2 separate regions of the Homo sapiens genome follow, and region 2 is linked to region 1. Evidence: chromatin loops called from intact Hi-C (ENCODE). Cell type or tissue: IMR-90. All regions are shown on one strand. Each heading gives the region's core, and the rest is flanking DNA. Links, peaks and the distances in the headings are about the cores only.

Region 1 (7,769 bases), core at 1,339-6,338:
GCTTCCTTCCTCCACTTCCTTGGTTCCTTCCACTCCTGATGCCAGGATTCTTCCAATAAACTCTCTTTGTCGCTTAGGCTAGCTGGGCTCACTTACTCCAGGAGAACCTTAGCCAACCTTCCTTTAAGATTCTTGAACACATTACAGAATTTTCTAGGTAGCCACATTAGTTTTTATCTTACAATGCATTCAGTTCTCTCCATATTTTTCCTCACTGAGCTCACTTGTGATTTATGGTTAGAATTTTGCCTTTTATTTTTTAATCTTTTTTTTGAGACAGGGTCTTGCTCTGTCACCCAGGCTGCAGTGTAGTGGCATGATTACATCTCACTGTAACCTCACCCCCCAGCTCAAGTGATCCTCTCACCTCAGTTTCCCAAGCAGCTGGGACACTAAGTGCATGCCACCATGCCTGGCTGATTTTTTTTTTTTTTTTAGAGATGAGGTCTCGCTATGTTGCCCAGGTTGGTCTCAAATTTCTGGGCTCAAGCAATCCTCCCGCCTCGGCCTCCTAAAGTGCTGGGATTACAGGTGTGAGCCACCGCACTCAGACAAATTTTGCCTTTAAAATCTTTCCATTCCTCCTCCATCTCTGTTCACAGCATTCTTATTTTCTCCCGCACCTTCTGAAATTCACCTTTTGCAAGTCTACAACCAGGGTGTGAACATACCCGGTGCCCACCACTCTCCACTGTGACAGTGCCCCACATGATTGTCACTTTCTCCTGATGTTTTACACAACTCTATCCCTTCCACCTCACCAAATAGTCCTCGCTAGCAGAAGGGTTGGGTACAGAACAACAGTTCCCTCTCCCCAATCCCTGCCTTACCCCGTTTGAAGTGAAGGGAGGCCAGTCAAGACCGAGTAAAATGACTGCTTTTAGCTGAATGAGACTTCCAGCTGCCTTCTGGGTAATATTAATAGATTCTCCCTCCTTCCTCCTAAGCAGTTTAGTGCTGTCTTCCCAGATGTTTGTTCTGAGTGACTTCCACCAACACACAGCATTTCCATTGGTCTAAGTCTTTTATAACCCAAGGCAACAACTGGGTGAACACAACTGAAAGACACCTTCTACACCTGCCATCAGACCGTGGGTTGGGCTGGGAAGACAGTGTAGAAAGATATTTAAGCGGAATGTCTGGCTTCACGGGAAGAGGGCTGTCAGTGGGGAAGGCAGACTCTCACTCCCTGCTGGCTACACTGGGAGGCTGTGAGGCAGGGGTCTCCTCTGAAGAGGTGCAGACCCTTTGAATGAAAGGATGACCTACAAAAGAGACGTGGCAAATATGAAAGAGGGATGGAAAAAAATGTCTGTGGCCAGAAAAAAGTAATCTAGGAGAATTATGTGAGCTCTATGATCACAAAATGACAATAACCATAAAACAGAAAAATGGGGCCAGGCACGGTGGCTCATGCCTGTAATCCCAGCGCTTTGGGAGGCTGAGGCAGGTGGATCACCTGAGTTCAGGAGTTCGATACCAGCCTGGCCAACATGATGAAAACCTGCCTCTACTAAAAATACAAAAAGTTACCCAGGTGTGGTGGTGGGGCCTGTAATTCCAGCTACTCAGGAGGCTGAGGTAGGAGAATCCCTTGAACCCGGGAGGCAGAGGTTGCAGTGAGCCAAGATCGCACTACTGCACTCCAGCCTGGGCAACAAGAGTGAAACTCCGTCTCAAAAAAAACCAAAAAACAAAAAAACAACCAAAAAACAAAACAAAAACAAACAAAAAACAGAAGAATGGCTTAGATGACAGGAATATTTTAAAAAGAGACTTTTGAAAGGCAGTAAGAGGGGAATGGTTAAGGAAGTTACAGTAGGTCCATAGAGCAGAATTTCACAGGACTATCAAACGTAACATTATAAAATTACGTAAGTGAAAACATTCCACAGTTTACTAGGTTTAAAAGCAGGTTACAGAACAGTATGTTCAGTGAGATCCAATTTCTGTTAAAAAGACATACACATATATATCTCTGGAAAAATATATAATACCAGTGTTTCTCTAACTTTAATATGCATATAAATCTGCATATTAACTAAATTTATGGGCCTGGTGAGAATTCAGATTCGGATTCAGTGGGTCTGGAGTGGGGAGCCCGAAGTTGCTCATTTCCAATAAGCTCCAAGGTGACATGGATCCTGCTGGCCTATGCCCCACACTTAGTAGTAAGGAAACATGGTGAACATAGTGTTTAATGGGTGGTGAGACTGTTTACTCTCCTCTTCCCTTAACTTCTATTTATTTTCTAATTAATTTGGGTTAAAATAGGGGAAATTAATGGGCATGTGCTATATTGTTATTTTTTAAAAAAGGAATTTATTTTAAAAATAGAAAAAAGGCTAAACAACCCAAAGTTGTTTAGCAATTATGAAACTGTGAGGAGGAACCAACGTAAACTTCCAGCAACAGAGGAAATGTGCACGCCCTAAGAAAAGGGTGGAGGCAAGGGGAGTGAGAGACACATCTGATGACACATTCCTAAAAGAATTCTGGGGCCATCTGGCAAATGGGATATTTGCTGTTGAAATTGGTGGAATCTGGGATATAAACAGAGAGATATTTTACGTGTTTAAAAAATTAAAAGGAGAGCTGTGATAAGAAAGGTGCAGGCCTGCGCTGCCCAGGAGTGGGGGCCCTGCTCCAGCAGGGGGTGAAGATTTGAGAGAAAGGTTTGTCCTGCCCTTTCCAGATATTTATTCGTTTATTTTTTGAGACAGTCTTGCTCTGTCGCCCAGGCTGGAGTGCAATAGTGCGATCTCGGCTTACTGTAGCCTCTGCCTCCCAGGTTCAAGCGATTATCCTGCCTCAGCCTCCCGCGTAGCTGGGATTACAGGCATGTGCCACCATGCCCAGCTAATTTTCGTATTTTTAGTAGAGATGAGGTTTCACCAGGTTGGCCAGTCTGGTCTCGAACTCCTGACCTCAAGTGACTCTCCTGCCTCGGCCTCCCAAAGTGCTGGGATTACAGGCGTGAGCCACTGTGCCTTGCCCTTTCCAGTTTCTCTGTAAGGAGCAAGGACTGAAATCTGGGCACAAGTAGAAAGTGCACAGAAACTTTTGAGGGGTGGGACATAGGTTATGCCTAATGCCAAAATCTACTGGAGTTGGATGATGTGTGCTTGGCTGGAAAAAGCCAGCCTCCCCAGCCTCATTGGGCTTGGGTAGAGCATGTGCCCTAAAAAGCCTGCATAGAGAAGAAGCATTTCTTGCCTACGAAAAATCCAGCCTGAGTCACAGCCCCAGGAAGGCCCCTGCTGTCTTGGGTGGCAATAATGGGAGTAATAGCGGTGGGCAGTCAGAGCCCTGCTATTTGGCACAAAACGTTGAGTGATGAGTCACAGACTCCCAATATGCTATCACCATAGAGAGGGATGAATTCCCAACTCCTTAACCAACACCCAGGTCTTGGCCCAGACCTCAGAGAAAGAGGCAGGTGGCAAGTGCTACTTATTATCAGCCACTATAATATTAACTGTCTTGCAACACTGAAACTAATAGAGATATCAAAATGATAAAGTGATATTTACATGCCATCACAGAATAACAAAAGTTACCAAACTAAAGATAGGCGGCCGGTTCTAAAAGGTGGCCAGGAGCAAACCATCCAGACAGGCCTCTGCCCTCTGCTGGACACAGTGACAGTGACTTGGACAAATGGGAAGGAAAAGGAAGTCTGAGGAATCAGAGAGAAATCTTGGCTACTTCCAGAACCCCACAAAAATAATGGAGAGGACTTGACTTTTTCCTAACATAAGAACTTACAGAATAGTCAATGACATAGGGAAACAGCATCCCCAAACATGTATAGTACTTAATAATCTCTGAGAAAAAAATTACCAGTGCCACTTAGAATAATGCCCTGCAGCTCACACCCCTTTCCTGCAGCCCTTTATAGACTCATGTTCCCTAGATGGATCACTCTTCCATTCGCTGAGAAACATGAAGCATTTTCTAATAAAACTTATTTAGGGGTCAGGTGTGGTAGCTCATGCCTGTAATCCTAACACTTTGGGAGACCAACGTGGGAGGATTGCTTGAGCCTGAGAGGTTGAGGCTACAGTGAGCCATGATCAGGCCACTGCACTCCAGCCTGGGCAATAGAGAGAGACCTCATCTCTAAAAATAAAAAATAAAAACTAGGGAGCTGTCTGACCAAAGCAGGTTTAAAGTACTAGCTCATTCTATGAGAGGCCTGTCAGGGATGAGAGGCCCCAAGAGGACTGAGCAGGTCATATCTCTTACCTCCTGCTCCCTGGCTCACCCGAGGGGCACACGTGAACAGGGTGGCCACACCTCCACACCTCTCACCTGTCTCACTGGCTCTCTCTTTCTCTGCCATCAGGTGGGATTGCATTCAGATGAGTTTCTTGCACACGTGATACAGGTCTGCTGCACTTTGAGCCTCCTGCTGCTAAGCCTCTCTGTTTCTTTTTTTCTTTTTTTTTTTTTTTTTGAGACGGAGTCTCGCTGTGTCGCCCGGGCCAGAGTGCAATGGCGCTATCCCGGCTCACTGCAAGCTCCGCCCCCCCAGGTTCACGCCATTCTGCCTCAGCCTCCTGAGTAGCTGGAACTACAGGCGCTCGCCACCATGCCCAGCTAATTTTTTGTATTTTTAGTAGAGACAGGGTTTCACCGTGTTAGCCAGGACGGTCTCAATCTCCTGACCTCGTGATCCGCCCGCCTCGGCCTCCCAAAGTGCTGAGATTACAGGCGTGAGCCACAGCGCCCGGCCAAGCCTCTCTGTTTCTAACAATATCTTAGGATCAGGTCCGCAGGCTTGTGATGTAACCTCTACTCTTAGCCTTGAAGCATCTCTTCTGAAAGACTATATATGTGTACACACACACACACACACACACACACACATATATATATATATATATATATACCATGTAGTTCTAGTATTCCAGCATTTGGGAAACAAGACTCAAATATCTTAAATTTCTGTCTGATTATTCAGCCTCCTTTTTCCACATTGAAACGTTATAGATTTTCTTATCTATTTTTGTGCACAGGCTACTCCATTCTCTGATCAGTTTACGAGCTCTCTGTGACTCTGTTCTGGTTTCAAGTGAGAAATGAGATTCACACGAAAAAGTGAACACACACCACTCTGTAGACCAGGCAGCCCCTTTAAGGCATAGATATCCTCCTAAACACAAAAGCATAAAGACCCTGAGCCCAGCTGAGAAACTGGCTTGCCTAAATACTGATCTTTAGAAAGGACATGTACTGCCATCCAGACTGTTTTACATAAGCCAAATCTCCAAAATACTCAAGCCTACCCTGTTCAGCATTGACACCTAAAAAGAATTTTGACTATTCTTTAATTTATTAAATAAAAAAGCCTAAAATATGATAACTTCCTTGCCTTATTAAACTGAGTGCACCAAACACCATTTAGAGCGTGATGACTGGGGTCCATTGGAGTGAAGGGCCGTGCTCACATGGTTCTATGGCCCCACAGTGTCCTCTGGGACTTCTAAAGAGTACAGGGTTGTTTACTACACCACTCAGGGCTGCAGGTTGCTACTTAAAAAACAAACATCGGCCGGGCACGGTGGCTCACGCCTGGAATCCCAGCACTTTGGGAGGCCGAGGTGGGCGGATTACAAGGTCAAGAGATCGGGACCATCCTGGCCAACATGGTAAAACCCCGTCTCTACTAAAAATACAAAAATTAGCTAGGTGTGGTGGTGCACACCTGTTGTCCCAGCTACTTGGGAGACTGAGGCAAGAAAATCGCTTGAACCCAGGAGGCGGAGGTTGCAGTGAGCCGAGATCGTGCCACTGAACTCCAGCCTGGCGACAGAACAAGACTCCATCTCAAAAACACAGAAAAACAAATATCAATTCTGTGAGTCCCTCCCTCTCTACTCATATGACTATAAATATAATTGCTTTTAGAATTGCCTCCCTAGTCTTTCTCTGAGGCTATCTTCTGTAACCTCTTGCTAGTCTGCAGTCAAGATAAATCAGATGACCAAAGTCATCAGTAATCCTAAATGGATATGTAATTCCAAGTCTCTAGACTCTGACCTGAGAGTAGCACCATGCTGGGTGCACCAAGAGAGTTTTATGTCAGTTTTATATTCAGCATTGAATGTGTTTGATTTTTATTTCATTATTTTTATTTTTTAGTTATGCTCAAAGAAAGTCAATAATGAAACTTGCTAATAGAAAACCTTTACGAACAAAGAAAACACCACTGAAGAAATCAGATGTAAGGTATACCACTGGGGAATAGAAACTGGGGGCTTTTTTACACACATTAAATAAAATCATGTCTACTTTCCTTCTAGTAAACTTATAAAATAGTCCACTGGCACATTTGTCTGTAGGATGAGAGCCAAAGCTGTCCTAAACTAAAATCTTCATTGTTAGTATTTCTATTACATCCTATGATATGCTATATCCCCAAATTTAATTTTGCAGATAATTTCAATTTCTAATGTATGAATATAAGAAAATGTCAGTGCAAGCAATCTTAAATGAATCACAACTGGTTTTCTCCAAGAACTGGATTAGGTGCAAAACACGCCCCGCTCACAGTCCCCACCAACACTCTTGGCTGCTTGGCGTTCCACCCTCTACTTCCACCTGGAGCAGAGAGGACTCCTAAGTGTGTCTCTAGCATGCCTGGTGGGACTATGCTGGAAATATCTAAGCTGCACCCACATTCTCCTCTGTCCAGTCTGTTCTCAATGCAGCCCAAATTGCTTTCCTTGATCAAACTGCTTTCCTGCTCTAAGACTTTTGCCAGCTGCCTGACAGTTATTGATTAGAGTCTACACTCCTCAGCCTGGTGATCCCAACCCCAACAGTTCAGACCTCATATACTTTGCCAATCCAAATCCTCTACTTTCTGCCTTCCGATCTTCCTATCTTCCAGCCACATCCACTTACACACTGTCCCCAGAACACCAAGGGCCCATGGCTGCCTGAAGACCTTTGTCTAAGTTGCTCCCTCTGCCTGGGATGTCCTCCCCCCATACCCGCCAGTCTAAATCTTTCCTACTGTTCCTCTAATTCCACTCCCTCCAAGAAGTACTGTCGAGTGTCCTCTCATTCTTCTGTGGGCACAGTCCCTGCCTCCCCGTCCCACACCCCATGTCTGGTTATCACAGTAACACTCAGCACACAGCAGGGGTATTTAGGAGTGAGTGTTTCTCTCCCTGCCCAGCCCAGACCTTGAGCCCCTGAACAGTACCAGTCAAGTCTTTCTCTTTGTTTTTTTTGTTGTTGTTTTTTGGGTTTTTTTTTTTTTTTAAAACGAAGTGTCGCTCTGTAACCCAGGCTGAAGTGCAGTGGCGTGATCTTGGCTCACTGCAACCTCCGCCTCCCAGGTTCAAGCGATTCTCTCACCTCAGCTTCCCAAGTAGCTAGGATTACAGGCATGTGCCATCACACCCAGCTAATTTTTGTATTTTTACTAGAGACGGGCTTTCACCATGTTGGCCAGAATGGTCTCTAACTCCTGGCCTCAAGTGATCCTCCTGCCTCCATCTTCCAAAGTGCTGGGATTACAGGCGTGAGCCACCACGTCTGGCCTTTCTCTTTGTTTCCCCCATGCCATTGGCATAGAACCTAAGAAGACAGCAGGTGTGAACTGAGGGAAGTGGGAGGAGACTGACACCTGTGCACTAACAACAGGGCCAGGCCCCTGCCCACGCATAATGGTCCACTTTTGTACACTTACGGTTTCCACAGTTGAGACCACCAAGGCCAAATGGGCAACTGCAAGCCAAGAAAGAAAAAAGGGC
Region 2 (7,769 bases), core at 1,380-6,379, 420 kb before region 1:
CCTATGGGGACGTGGTTAGCACAGACTCCCTGCCCTGTAACTGGTGGTGATGCATATTGCCAACATCAGTCTGATGCATTATTTTAACCGTTTCAAGCCCCCTCTGATATCGAAGTCCCTTTAGTGTAAATCTCTCACAGTCCTGAATGCTGAGCTTTTGGTCCTGGTGGGACTGTTAATTATCTACTCACTGTGGCGTTCACTGTGTATGCCACTGGGCAGAAGCTTCCCAGAATGTGTGTGAAATGGCTACACAACATATTTGGACAAGTGCACTAATATGGCCACTGGTGCAGAAAATTTGGGCCCTGAAGGCTTAAATCAGAGATGCACAGACTGAAGTCGAATTCCTGGAGGTGGTGCAAGGACTTTGCCTCCAAACTGCTTTTGGGGTGAACTTTAGAGGATAACAGGCTACCAAGCTGGGCCTCAGCCTCCTCATTCCTTCCGTTCCCTACCTGTCACTCTGCCTCTAAGTGCAGCTGCTCTTCCAAGAGGGAGACTGTACTTAGTTCTATGAGACAAACTAATAACCGAATGGATTCTCATGGAAATATGAAGCCAGAAGAAAGGGGGGAAGTGGGGCCAAATCCCCAAGGTGAAAAAGTGAGAAGTCTCAGCATTCAGCCAGTAGGGGTTGTTCCTGTCAACCCCTTTTATTGCTTCTGCCCCAGGATCAGTGAATTAGGAAGATGCCAGTGTGGAGACAAGCCAGCATGGAGCATGAGGGCTGGGCGTATGCTCCTAAGTAAGAAGTGGCCCGTCTTCCCTTCTGATTCTTCCTCCTGGTCCCCAGTGCCTGAGCCTTTGAGGCTATTCCCCTCCCAGACAGACATTGCTTTACTTCTGCCTTTGAATTGAAGCCCCATTCTTTTTGTAGTCCTCGTAGCCTCGATTTTAGGCTGATGGCTCCAGTAAGGGGTGGGGATGGGAGGTGTTGCAGGGGTTAGAAGGAAGGAAGGCTGTCTCTTCCATTATTCCCTATCATCTAGTGAGAATCTAATGGGAGGGGTGAGTTAGAATAGATGCCCATACAATAGGAGTCTGAGGGTGGTAGTCAGGGCAGGGACAGGGCACAGGGTAGAACCCTTGGAAGGAGTAAAGGGGCATATAGGGAAGGGGTTTAACGGCACAATTAGCTGAAGCTTGGCAAAGGAATAATGAGCTCTAACGAAGTAAGAGGAATTAGAATCAAAGCCCTGGTTCTGGGCAGGCTTCAGACTGTGGCTACAGCTAGAAAGCCTGAGTGATTGAATAGCACTGTGCTAATTACATTTTTTTCTTGTTTTCTTTCCTGTTCTCAACTCTCCTTTTCATCTTCTGCCATCTCTCTGCCCTAAACACCATTTTTCCTCTTTATTCCCCTTCTCTTCCTCCTTACCTCTGCTCTCACACATCCTTCGTCCCCTCTCACCAACCCTCTCCCATATTTCTCCCCCCTTCCTCCATGCCCTCCTGTTCTACTCCCTCCACCACCACCCTCCAAAGCTCTCTGGTGGATGTGAGCTGACAGTGGTCCTCCAGGACTTCAGTGCGGGCCACAGCAGTGAGCTGACCATCCAGGTGGGGCAGACGGTAGAGCTGCTGGAGCGGCCCAGCGAGCGGCCTGGTTGGTGTCTGGTCCGTACCACCGAACGGAGCCCGCCCTTGGAGGGTCTGGTCCCCAGCAGCGCCCTGTGCATCTCACACTCCCGAAGCAGCGTGGAGATGGACTGCTTCTTCCCCTTGGTGAAAGGTAGGAGAACAGAGCGGGTGGGAGGCACAGACCAAGGAGGCCATGAGCGCTGGCCTGACTCTAGCTGAAGACCACCATGGAAGTGACCTGTCTCACAGACCCATTTTTACCCTGTGGGGTTTCTTTGGGACCTGACTGTGAAGAGAATGGGTTGGGAACTTGGAGAGGAAGAGCTCCCGAGTAACTGTGTGTGACTTTGGGAAAGTCATTTAGCCTTCCTGAGTCAGTTTCATCTTGGAAATGAAGGTTGAATTAAGTAACCTCCAAGATCTCTTCCAGTTTTCCCATCATATCACACTACATTCGGGAAAGTCCTCTTCTACCTTTGGCCAAATATGGTTTAGACTCATCCTTTCTCCACTGACCCACTCCCGCTCCACAGCAACTTCTGGCTCTCTGACCCCCGACCAAGTACTCACATGCTGACCTGGAGACACCAGGCACACCCAGGGAGGAGCCACAGCTGAGTCAGATCTGATCCTTCCCTCAGCCCAGCCAGGCTTTGAGGTCCATGACTCCTTTATGTGCCTTCAACAGATAAAGTATTCTAGCCTTGGCTTTTATTGTATGTAAGCTCTGTGTTCCCTTCACATGCCTGTTTACTCACTTTTTCTCATGCCAGGGAGACTAAACTCCTCATGACAGTGTTTCTTTAGGGGTGGTCTCTGGATTAGTAATATCAGCATGCCCTGGGAACCTGTTAGAAATGCAGGTGCCAGCCTGGGCAACTTAGTGAGACCCTGTCTCTACAAAAATTTAAAAATGCAAGGCGGCACATACCTGTAGTCCCAGCTACTTGGGAGGCTGAGGCAGGAGAATCACTTGAACCCGAGAGGCTGAGGTTGCCATGAGGCTGCAGCAAGCCAAGATTGTGCCACTGCACTCCAGCCTGGGCAACAGAGCGAGACTCTGTCTCAAAAAAAAAAAAAAAAAAATTAAAAAAATTAGCTGGGCAAAATACAAAAATTAGCCGGGCATGGTGGCGCACGCCTGTAGTCCCAGCTACTCGGGAGGCTGAGGCAGGAGAATGGCGTGAACCCGGGAGGCGGAGCTTGCAGTGAGTCGAGATCGCGCCACCGCACTCCAGCCTGGGCGACAGAGCGAAACTCCGTCTCAAAAAAAAAAAAAAAAAAAAAAAAAAATTAGCTGGGCAAGGTGGTGTTCACTTGTAGTTCCAACTACTCAGGGCATGGTGAGGCAGGAGGATCACTTGAGCCCAGGAGTTTGAGGCTGCAGTGAGCTATGATTGCATCGCTGCGCTCCAACCTGGCTGACAGAGAAAGACCGCACCTCTAAAAATAAAAAATCAAAGTTAAAAGCCAGGTACAGTGGCTCACACCTGTAATCCCAACACTTTGGGAGGCTGGCTTGAGGCTAGGAGTTTGAGACCAGACTGGGCAACATAGTGAGACCCCCATCTCTACAAAACTAAAAAATTTTAGCCAGGCATGGTGGCACACACCCATAGTTCCAGCTACTCAGTGGGGGGCTGGGGCAGGAGGATCATTTGAGCCTGGGAAGACAAGATTACAGTAAACCATGCTTGCACCACTGCACTCCAGACTGGGTGACAGAGCAAGGTCCTGCCTCAAAAAGTGTTTTTAAATTTAATTTTAAAAAAGAAAGAAACGCAAATGATCAGAACCCCCACTCCTCCAGAGCCGGTGGGTCCCAACAGTCTGTATTTTAACAAGCCTTCCAGGTGGCTCTGATGCACATTTGAGTTTGAGATCCACTGACTTGTGAAGTCCAAGTGGCAGAGGCCTTGCAGCCAAGCATTTTACACTGAGGAAGCCAAAGCCAGGCCTTAGTTCTGGGCTTATTTTTGTAACTGGCCAGATAATCAGCAGCAGGCATGCCTTCTATGCAGACCTGTGCTAGATATTTCTAGGAGAGGAAGATGGGGACGAGGGTCAGCATGGAGACCTGCTGCAGGCTTCCTGATGGTTAACTGTGAACTCAGAACATATTTAAAACACTCCGGTGTCTGGAGTGCCATCTGGTCTACCTCCAAAGCCTGACTTCCTTTCCTCCACTAGATGGCAGCAGCAGGCTGAATTGTTTGTGCTGCATCCAGCCTTCCAGGGTTTTTTCCACCAGGAGAAAAATGTCAGCTAAGACCGACGTCCTAATTCTCCTCGTGCCCTCCACTCCCAATTTAATCATTGCCTGCTTTCCCCCCTGTCCTCTGAGGACTAAGGAGGGACTGTGTCAGGAAGTTGTGTGGGAATTTGAAATTGCAGGCACAAGAGGAAAATCAAGGAAACTCAGGAATCTGGTTCCGCTTGAAGTCTAGCCAAGAGGAGAAGAGGGTACACAGAAGGTAGATTGTGAGGGTAAAATGAGGTAATGGAGACAAAACACAGCAGTGCCTGGCATTCAATGCACTTTAGTTGTCATGATAAGTTTTTGCTATTATATCATTTGCCATAGATTATCCAGCAAAATAACTACACACTCCCACAAGTCCAGTTGAGAGACCCATCTGCAGAGACAAAATCAAGCACAGCAATTCATTTGCCGCAAAAGGCTAACGTTCCTTGGATCCCCAGGTGTGGGTCGTTTTCATCAGGAGGGACTCAGCTTCAAGGGAAGATGAGACTTCCTGACCTAGACCTGGCCTCCTAGCCTGAGGCTGGGTAAAATGTGCACTCCCTCCCTGCTGGGGCTGCCACATGTGCAACTTCGCAGGAGCAAACCCAAGGTGGAAAGCCAGAGAGCAGTGTCAGAGTCAATCTGTGATCCCGAAGTGGGAGGTGGAAGCATTCAGGGTAAGAATTGCACAGGACTGGGGGTTGTCTCGACTATAGGACAGATTAGTGGAGATTTAACTAAAAATAGGAGATGAAGACCAGGAATGGAAAATAGAGGCAAGAGACAAAGCTGGGAGGGAGGCTGTCATAGAACTTTCCAGCTAATTCTGCCAACCAGCATAGCTTCTTAAAGGTACCAGCAGTGCCTATCACCCATTTCTTTGGCTTTTTATTTCCAGGTTGGTTCCTGTTTCCCCAAGCTTAGGCCAATTATGCTGAGCTTTCAAATGGCATCCTGTGAGGTCTTACTATCTTCTCACCCATGTGAGCTCTGAATACAGAGGTCCCCGACTCCCAACAGTCAAGGACCTAAGTCGGCCAGGCGCAGTGGCTCACTCCTGTAATCCCAGCACTTTGGGAGGCTGAAGCAGGTGGATTGCTCAGGCTCAGGCGTTCGAGACCAGCCTGGGCAACATGGCGAAACCCTGTCTCTACAAAAAAAATTTAAAAATTAGCCAGGTGGGGTGGTGTGCACCTATATAGTCCCAGCTACTCAGGAGGCTGAGGTGGGAGGATCACCTGACCCTGGGAGGCTGAGGCTGCAGTGAGCCATGATCATACCACTGTGCTCCAGCCTGGGTTGCAGAGTGAAACCCTGTCTCAAAAAAAAAAAAAAAGGACCTAAGTCTGCATTCTCCATGGAGCACTCCTTATGCCCTTAACTAGACCCCATTTGAAAGTGTGTGCAGTTATGCACATAGCCCAGCCTCAAAACCCTTTCCCTGTCTCTCTGGGGTCTGCCCAGAGTGTTGGCCTTAGCTAAGACCCAATAAGCTATTCCTTCTCTTATTCCAGCTGGCTGCCTGCTTGGCAAACCGCCTTTTCTTCTCTCAGCAGTAATTTGTCTCCAGTGGGTGCTTTACCTTATAAGTTATGCACAACTAGATTGAGAATAAAATGTTCCTCTGGGGGTTGTGGAATAGGACAGAGTGGTCTCATCTGGTGTCAGGAGGTTGGAATCAATTCCTTTTTCAATTCCCATAAGAGAACTGGTCCTCTTAGCATTTGCAGAGAGCACCAAGTCAGCACTCTTGCAGGCTGTGTGAAGCAGGGACTATGTGTGAGGGCTAAGCACCTTGTGAGTGCTCAGGCCATGACTATCACCCCAGAAATGGGGACAAAAGAACCACAGGATGGTTCTTGATGATCCACTAGCACAGGGTTCCCAACGCTGGCTGCACATGAGAATCATCTGGGAGCTTTTCCAAATGACAATGCCCAGACCCCACCTAGAACAAATGGAATCAGAATCTCTGGATGGGGCCTGAGGGTCAGTATTTTTAAGTGTTCCATAGGTGAATCTAAGGTGCAGTCAGGGTTGAGAACCACTGCACTAGCCCGGTCTCCTCTCTTCCAAGAGAACACTCAGGCTCAGGAAAGCAAGGTGACCTCCCTGAAGCCACAGGGAGTCTGTGGCCAAGCTGGAGCAGACCAGGGCTCCCAGCACCTGTTGAGCTTCTGGGTAGTGCTAGGGCTCCTCTCTGCCCTTCCCTCCTCTGCCTTCTGTGGGAGCAGTGGTTGGTTATTTCCTCCTGATAAGTCTTGGTGTCATTCATGATGGGGTTGGTGAAAAAGAGTGGGGCTGTGTGTCAGAATTGGGGTGGGGCTGCCTTTCCTGCTACTTTACTGCCACTCTGACATCTTAGGGCTTCTCACTGGGATTGGGCCCTCCAGCCCTAGTCCTGCCTTTCCACAGGCCCCTCTCACTTTCACAGCAGCAGGTGGTGGAGGGCAGCACCTCCCAAGAGGCAAGCCTTTGTAGCAGTGGTTTCCAACTCTGGATGCACCTTAGAAACCACCTGGAGGAGGTTTCTAAAAATACTGATGCCTCATATCCACCCCAGAACAATTAATCCAGCTGCCAAGGACCTGGACATCAGTATATTTTTAAGTTCTTTTGTGAAAAAAATAAAAAGAAAAAAATTAGCCGGGCATAGTGGCATGCACCTGTAGTCCCAGCTATTCAGGAGGCTGAGATGGGAGGATTGCTTGAGCCTGAGGGTTCAGGGCTATAGTGAGCTGTGTTCACGCCACTGCACTCCAGCCTGGGCAAAAGAGTGAGACTCTATCTCAGGGGGAAAAAAAAAGAAGAAGAACAAACTTAGTGATTCTGATGTTCCCTTAGGGTTGAGAACCACTGCTTTGTGGACTCAGCACCCCCAGGGTGTCAAGCTTAGGAGATACTTAAAGATGTATTAGAAAGGTTGAGGGTTAATGTCCAGATTATATAAAGAACTCCTGCAACTCAACAACAACAACCAAAAACTAAATTTAAAAATGGACAAAGGACTTAAACAGAAATTTCTCCAAAGAAGATATACAAGTGACCAATAAGTACATGAAAAGATATTCAACATCACTAATTATTGCTAGGAAAATGATAATCAAAACAACAATAACATGTCACTGCAAAGGATGGCTATTGTTTAAAATGTGCACACACAGAAAATAACAAGTGTTATGAGGATGTGGAGAAATTGGAACCCTTGTACACTGCTGGTGGGAATGCAAAATGGTACAGCTGCCATGGAAAACAGTATGGGATTCCTCAAAAAAGTAAAAATAAGATTATCATATCATCTAGCAATCCAACATCTGAGTATATATCCAAAGGAATTGAAAGCAAGGACACAAGCAGAAATTTGTACACCCATGCTCATAGCAGCATTATTCACAATAGTCAAAAGGTGAAAGCAACCCCAGTGTCCAGCAACAGGTGAATTGAATATATACATACAATGGGATACTCTTCAGCCTTAGAAAGTTAGGAAATTCTAACACATGCCACAACATGAATGAACCTTGAGGACATTAGGATAAGTGAAACAAGCCAGACACAAAAGGACAAATACTATATGATTCCATTTAAATGAAATACCTTGAGTAGTCAACTTTTTAGATGTAGAAAGAATGATGATTGCCAGGGGCTGGAGGGAATGGGGAATTAGTGCCTGTTGGGTACAGAGTTTCAGTTTTGCAAGATGAAAAATGTTCTGGAGATGGATGGTGATGATGGTTGCATGACAATGTGAATGGACTTAATGCCACTGAACTGTACACTTAAAAATGGTGAGAATGGCTTTTAAAAAGTATTGGTCCTGGGTACTTCTGCCCCAGGCTCCAATAACCAGTCTAGGTTCTTCTGTACCTGGCTGTACAGGACACCTGTGTTCCTTTTCCTGTGCACTTTCTTCCCTGGCTGGGGCTGAGGGTCTGGAGAA

Evidence for each region. Hi-C counts contacts between places; a loop is a spot of excess contacts. Peaks named below come from ENCODE experiments on the same cell type or tissue, not always from the same donor. Only the 100,000 strongest peaks of a DNase experiment are listed, where the experiment ranks them.
Region 2: it touches region 1 in a loop (7-fold over the local background); 3 of 110 quality-filtered maps call a loop at or near these places.

What each region holds. Positions count from the first base shown.
Region 1 is chr3:124,983,082-124,990,850 of GRCh38, forward strand. It overlaps HEG1 (heart development protein with EGF like domains 1), which reads right to left. Exons shown (of 17, transcript NM_020733.2): 14 at 7,706-7,743. Among named protein-coding and RNA genes, the nearest start is that of MUC13, 52 kb to the left of the region's middle. In IMR-90, for the core only: a CTCF peak has its summit at 3,628 (motif pointing left); DNase peaks (open chromatin) are centred at 2,470 and 3,290; H3K27ac peaks cover 1,400 bases.
Region 2 is chr3:124,561,355-124,569,123 of GRCh38, forward strand. KALRN (kalirin RhoGEF kinase) reads left to right here. Exons shown (of 60, transcript NM_001388419.1): 34 at 1,489-1,735. All of the region lies in intron 2 of LOC105374076 (a long non-coding RNA gene), which reads right to left. Among named protein-coding and RNA genes, the nearest start is that of UMPS, 170 kb to the right of the region's middle. RefSeq lists an enhancer at 3,588-3,882 and a silencer at 3,588-3,882. In IMR-90, for the core only: a CTCF peak has its summit at 3,774 (motif pointing right); a DNase peak (open chromatin) is centred at 3,777; H3K27me3 peaks cover 1,405 bases.